Regions from separate parts of the Homo sapiens genome. Here region 1 is linked to region 2. A link is a loop called in an ENCODE intact Hi-C map of the cell type or tissue named here. Cell type or tissue: left lung. All regions are shown on one strand. Each heading gives the region's core, and the rest is flanking DNA. Links, peaks and the distances in the headings are about the cores only. Region 1 has its middle 15 kb from the start of LINC00958. Region 2 has its middle 130 kb from the start of RASSF10.

Region 1 (2,917 bases), core at 171-2,670, 170 kb before region 2:
TCCAGCCTGGGGGTCAAGAGCGAGACTTCGTCTAAAAAAAAAAAAAAAAGAAGAAGAAGGGTAGAGGAGGGTAGCCAAATGAGACCAAAGGTCTGCAGAAGCCTGTGAACTACCCTGCTTTTCAGAGCACAGGCACCATTTAAATCCAAGCTATCATTATGACTACAAAGCTATTTACTTATTTTAATACTGTATTATTTAATACAGTGAATCAAGCATTTTATGACTTGAAGTAACTTCAGAAATAAAGGTTGGCTTTCCCTGTCATTGAAGACAGGTTGAGAGTTCATTTCTGCTTAACAGATCAAGGTAGTAAATTACATTTTCTATCAGAAAGAAATGTTTAGAGAGCTCTAGGAGGAGCGCTGGGTCTTTGGCCTGAGCAACAGGAATTTGGGCTCAGTGCCCAGATCTCTCTCTCTCTCTCTCTCTTTCTTTCCTTTTTTTCTTTTTTCTTTTTTACCCTGTTCATGACCCTTAGAAGTCACAGAAACCTTCCTGGAACCTCAGTTTCTCTCTTTGAAACAATCACCACTTGCCTCCCTTGGCAAGTTGTATGATGAATAATGACACAGTGTTAGCAAAGTTTCTTTGAGGTCTTTGGATGAAAGACAACCTATAAACTTTGCTGAAGATTTACTGTTTTATTAAAGGAATAGCTGCATATAGTACTCCACTAATAAATGTTGACAAAGGTAAACATTCTTCACTCATCCTAGCAAGAGCAGGTTATTCATCTATTGCAAGTACAATGAGGGAGGGTGTGTTCCAAGGTCATAAAAATTTCTATTAATATTGTCCAGAAACATATTTTGGATCTATATCTACATTGTCACCTGGAGTTAAACTAATGGAGTCAGTCATCTAGACTTACATAATATTGGATAATGAACAAAACAAGCATGTGGCTTAGCTTTGTCCCTTGACTTGGGTATGTAAAGAGTAACATGGATTGCTACTCAAAAAATTAAAACCAGAATTCTGGTAAAACAAGAAAAAGCTTCAAGATGAATATGGAGCCTTGTACTAGGATTGACTTTGCAGAGTATCTTGACAAATTAGACAGGAAGACATATGTTGGCCACATAGGAAGGTTCTAGAGAGATTTCAGATCTGCCATTAATTACTAATATCCAGGTTTCTCATCAACTTAGTGAATTTACAGAGGCTTGAAAGCACCCACATCTGTGGTACCTGGGAATTGTAGGTAAATTCTCTGGTTATGTGGAAAAAGCTAAGGAATATGAGTCTAGGAAACTGGTAGCTCTGTCATTAACTGTGCAATCTTGAACAAACTATTTTCTGGGCCTCAGATACCTTATCTGTAAAATGAAAGCATTGAACTAACAATAAAACTAACTATTTACTGAGCATATACTAAGTACTAAGCTCTTTGTTATATACTATATGTACTTTATCTTATTTAATTCTCTGAGGTAGGTGATATTACTTTCATTTAACAGATGAAACTGCGGCTCAGAGAGTTTGCAAAGTATTTTATGCATAGTCATTTATTTGATAAATATTTGCTAAGCATCTTCTATATATCTTATGTCAAGAGGTAAGGGTAGACATTTAGCTCTCATCCTCAATGAACTCACAATAGGAGTCATCACTAGAAGATGGAAGCCTGAGTATGTGAGCTTAGCAGGTCTAAGCTCTTAGCCTTTTCATTGTACTGGATCAGAATACAAACACGCTGATGTTTCTTCCATCTAAATGAACAAGTGGCTTCTCTCAATCCCACTTTGCCCATCAGCTTCCACCCCATTTAGATGCTTCTCATTGTAGCACTCCTATAATGAGTTGTCTGTACTGCTTGTCTCCAATGCCTGTCCTCCTATTTTCTCTTAAACTCACCCCACTCAGGCTTTTGCCCCAACCAGGCACCCAAGTCTTATCATGGACATCAATGATCTTCACATGCTAAATCTAATGGGCAGCTCCCACTCCTCATCTTACTTGAGTATCAGTGGCATTTGACACAGTTGATCCCCCTTCTCCTTGCTATATTTTCTCTTCACTTGGCTTCTAGGACTTCCCCTTTCTCTTAGTTTCTTTCCTATCTCCTTGGCTGCTCTTTATCAGTTTTATTTGCTGGTGTTTCCTCTTCTCACAGATTCTGAGTGTTGTAATATTCCAGGACTCAGACCTTGGCGCTCTTCTTTGTCTACACTTACTCCCCTGGTGATAACACCCCGTTTAGAACTCTTTAATACCATCTTTATGCAGATGACTCCCAAACTTGTATCTTTGGCCCAAACCTCTCTCTCAGATTTCAAATGTAAGAAACCACTGCCACTTGCCATCTCCACTTGAACATAATAGACACCCAGCATCAGCATGTTCAAATGTGAACCCGCCATCTTTTCTCTGAAACCTGTTCTGCTTGCAGCCTTCTCCATCTCAGATGATTGCAACTTTACCTTCTAGTTCCTCAAACCCAAATCCTTGCGTCATTCTTCACTGCTCTCTTGCTTACATACTCCATAGCCAATCCATTAGGAAACCCGTTTGGCTTTATCTTCAAAATGTATTTAAAGACTGATCAATTCTCACCACTCCCACTGCTATCACCCTGGTCCAAGCCATCATTAACTCTTAGCTGGGCATCTACCCTGTGCTGGGCTTTGTGCCAGATGCCAGGAATGTAGATAAACAGGACACAGTCCCTGCCCACAGAGAGTACACAGTCTAGTGAGAAGACAGATATAAAACTTGATAATCATGATGCATTATGATAAGTGCTGTGGTAGAGTCGTGGAAGTTTAGAAGAGGGTATGTCATCTTTATATCCCTTTCAGCTCAGATGTTAAAGCTGCTCGCCTTAGTCCTATATCTTTAAACTAAGCTGACCCACAATGTACTAGACACCTTAAAGCTAATTAAAACAAGTTGTGGGTTCCATTCACAAATA
Region 2 (2,917 bases), core at 191-2,690:
CAGGTCTGCTTTGAGGGCCCTCTCTGTGAGTCGGCAGGCTCCTCTTCCACAGGCGCCTGTTTCTCTTCAGCTCTTCCATTTTTTTATGTGACTTGTTCTTTCTGTGTCTCACCCTTACCCCCAAATAAATTGAACAAGTGGGTTTTGGGATCCTCCCTCAGGATAACTCAGCCATGGCCAACCATGCCCCCAACCACAAATGACTAAGAGTGTGAGGCCCTCCAAGCTGCCCACGTCTCCCTCTAGGCCAACTGTCAATTCTAAGCCATCCTTGCGGTTTCTTCTGGGAAAGCTATGGGCTATCCTTCACATCAACAAAACCCCTGGCGACCTGCCTGGGCCTGCCTGGTCGTGCTGGGGACTGTGCTGTGGTAACAGACAGGGCTTCTCTGTCCCATCCACATTCTACACCACGCTGGCACTGGGTGGGGACAGAGGAGTGGGCTGGGGTTGTTGTGATTAGAGTCCAATGCCCCAGATAGTGCCATCTGGAAAGGGCAGCCCCTGGAGATTACTTGGAAACTAGGGACACCTGGGGACAACAGTTAGCAGGTCTGAGATGGGGAATGCAGGGCTGAGGGTGGAATTTCAGGACATTTCAGTTTTCAGGAATGAGCTAGAAGCTAAGAGATGAATGTAGACCCTGTGGTAGAGTCTAACATGCCGATTCTGCAGAGGACGACCGATGGAACATAGACGCACATTTTTCAGAGTGAGGCCAGTTGGGAGATGAGATTGACAGCCAAAGGCTAAGATTGTGCTGGTGAATGGAGGCTAACAAGAAGGGCACAAGAAAAAAGTGGTGATTCAGGCCCTAGGTACAGCTACCGGGGTTCCCTAACACTCTCACTTCATTTTCAGGAAAGCATAGCATTCAATTTCCATTTAGGACCTGTGCTTCCTTAGAGGCGCCCAGATATTCTCCCGAGTTCACCCTTCTATTGGGATTGATTCTGAAAGCAGCAGTTAGTGGCTCATTCATTCATTCACAAGTTCCCATTGAGTCCATTGGCAGGTCCTGAGATACAATGGTGAGCAAAGTACAATCCCTAGCCTTCCAAGGTCCCAGGCCAGTGGAGAGGGCCGACTAGCAAACGGAATTACAGCTCATTGTGATGAGCGCTAGCATTGGACAGTTCCTCTGAAGAAAAGTCCCAGCTGCAGGAAGCAAAAGCAGTCCCACAGGGCGGGGGAAATGGAAGGAAGCCGGGAAGCCAAAGAGGCATAGAGACTAACAGTAAAGGGATGTGAGGGGATTTGGATGGAGCGTCCAAATTCCTGACAGCAGCAGCCAATGCAAGCTTCCTGGTGAAGATAGACTTCCTAAGGCGGTCACACCGCGCCCTGGAGCCGGGCGGGAGTTACCCAGGATAGGTTGAGAGGACTGAAGGGATGGGTTGGGAAGACGGTAGAAGAGGAAGGGCAGCTCAGGAGCAAATGCCTGCTCAGCAGAGCACAGTGGTCCCTCGTTCAAATGGACTCCACCCCCACCTCGGGCGGCTGCTTTTCCATTTGTGAATAGCAAGATAACAACCTCAGGATATCTAACATTTTTTTTCTTACAAAACAAAACAAAAACATACGATACTACCTAGTTCCCTTTGAACTAGTTCCCTTTGAAGTGTTCTTGAGAATAACGTCTGCTCCAGACCTTGGTGGGCAGTGGCGGGTCATGGCCAGCTCCTTTACAGATGACCTTGATGCTGCAAGTCCCGCAGCATGTCTGCCTCCGCGCGGTCACCCATGAGCACCTGCCGCAGCCCACCGCCCTGGGATCCGAGGGAAGTGACCCCTTTAGAGGAAGAACTGCTCCTTTATTGGCCACACCACCCAAATTCCGGTTCTGGGAAGACAGAAGAGGCTCCTGGCTGGGGGAGGAGACAAACCTCCTCAGAATTTCCTTTGAAAACATTTTCTAAGCGAAGGCAAATTAGCCTGAGGGGACATTTCTCTTGCCTTCTTTCAACTCCCCTTTCAAGTTAACAGAAATCTACACTTTTACACCTTGGTGACTGCGGCACTGAATGGTTCTGCCTCTGGAACATAAATCTAATATTTCTATCTCTGCCTTGAACAGGGCCACTTAATTTTTTAACCTGTAGAATGTCCAAATATCAGTGAAACTATAGAGTGTAAAGTGAGACCAATGCGTTTTGCAGATAGGGAAACTGAGGCACAATGTGGGAAAGTGGTTTATGAGGGGCAACAGGGACAGATCTAGAACATGGTGTTTAGTGGCCTGGTGCCCTTTCCCTTCCACTGTTCTGGGCAGGCCCTTCCAGCTCCAATGTGTGGATGGGAGTGAGAGGTGTAGGAGGGGCAGAGTCCACACAGCCCCCAAGCTAGGCCTTGTGTTCACAACCCCTTTCTCTAGAGCTGCTTTTCCCCATTGTGGCCTGGGCCCTGACTCTCAGGGCCACAGTGGCAGGTCTGCTGGGTCTATTGGGTAGAAGGCCAGGGTTAAGTTTCCTTTTAAGAAGTGTTGTGATGAAGCAGAATGATGAAGGGGTCTTGGTGGCAGAGTCCAGGGTCCTGTTCTTGGAACTTCTTCTGTGACATGGGCAAGGGCATTCTCATCCCTGGACGTCAGAGTCCCCACCTGGAAAATGGGAGTACAGGACCAGAAGACTCTGAAGGAACCAGCTCTGATTGCCAAGGCACCCCTGACTGTGGTGCCCGCTCACTCCTCTTTGCCTCAGACAAGCTGGACTTGTCTCCTTGCTTCACAGTTTGCTTGCCATTCTTGTGATTCTTGTGATGCTGGGTTCACAGTGTTGGTCCCTCCTTACCCTGGCAGGCCGAAGGCTAAAACTGAAATCTGAAATGAAGATGCAGACATTGGAGTGGAGAGGAAGTGGATTAGCCACATTTCTCCCACCCAGAGTGGGCTGCAATCCTGCCAAGGGACAGGGACCAG

The links. Peaks named below come from ENCODE experiments on the same cell type or tissue, not always from the same donor. Only the 100,000 strongest peaks of a DNase experiment are listed, where the experiment ranks them.
Region 1: a loop joins it to region 2, with 2.5 times the contacts of the local background. A loop is called at or near these places in 64 of 110 quality-filtered maps.

What each region holds. Positions count from the first base shown.
Region 1 is chr11:12,973,304-12,976,220 of GRCh38, forward strand. No RefSeq gene overlaps it. Among named protein-coding and RNA genes, the nearest start is that of LINC00958, 15 kb to the right of the region's middle. In left lung, for the core only: no CTCF peak of the experiment used is centred there; no DNase peak of the experiment used is centred there.
Region 2 is chr11:13,140,764-13,143,680 of GRCh38, forward strand. No RefSeq gene overlaps it. Among named protein-coding and RNA genes, the nearest start is that of RASSF10, 130 kb to the left of the region's middle. In left lung, for the core only: no CTCF peak of the experiment used is centred there; a DNase peak (open chromatin) is centred at 1,728.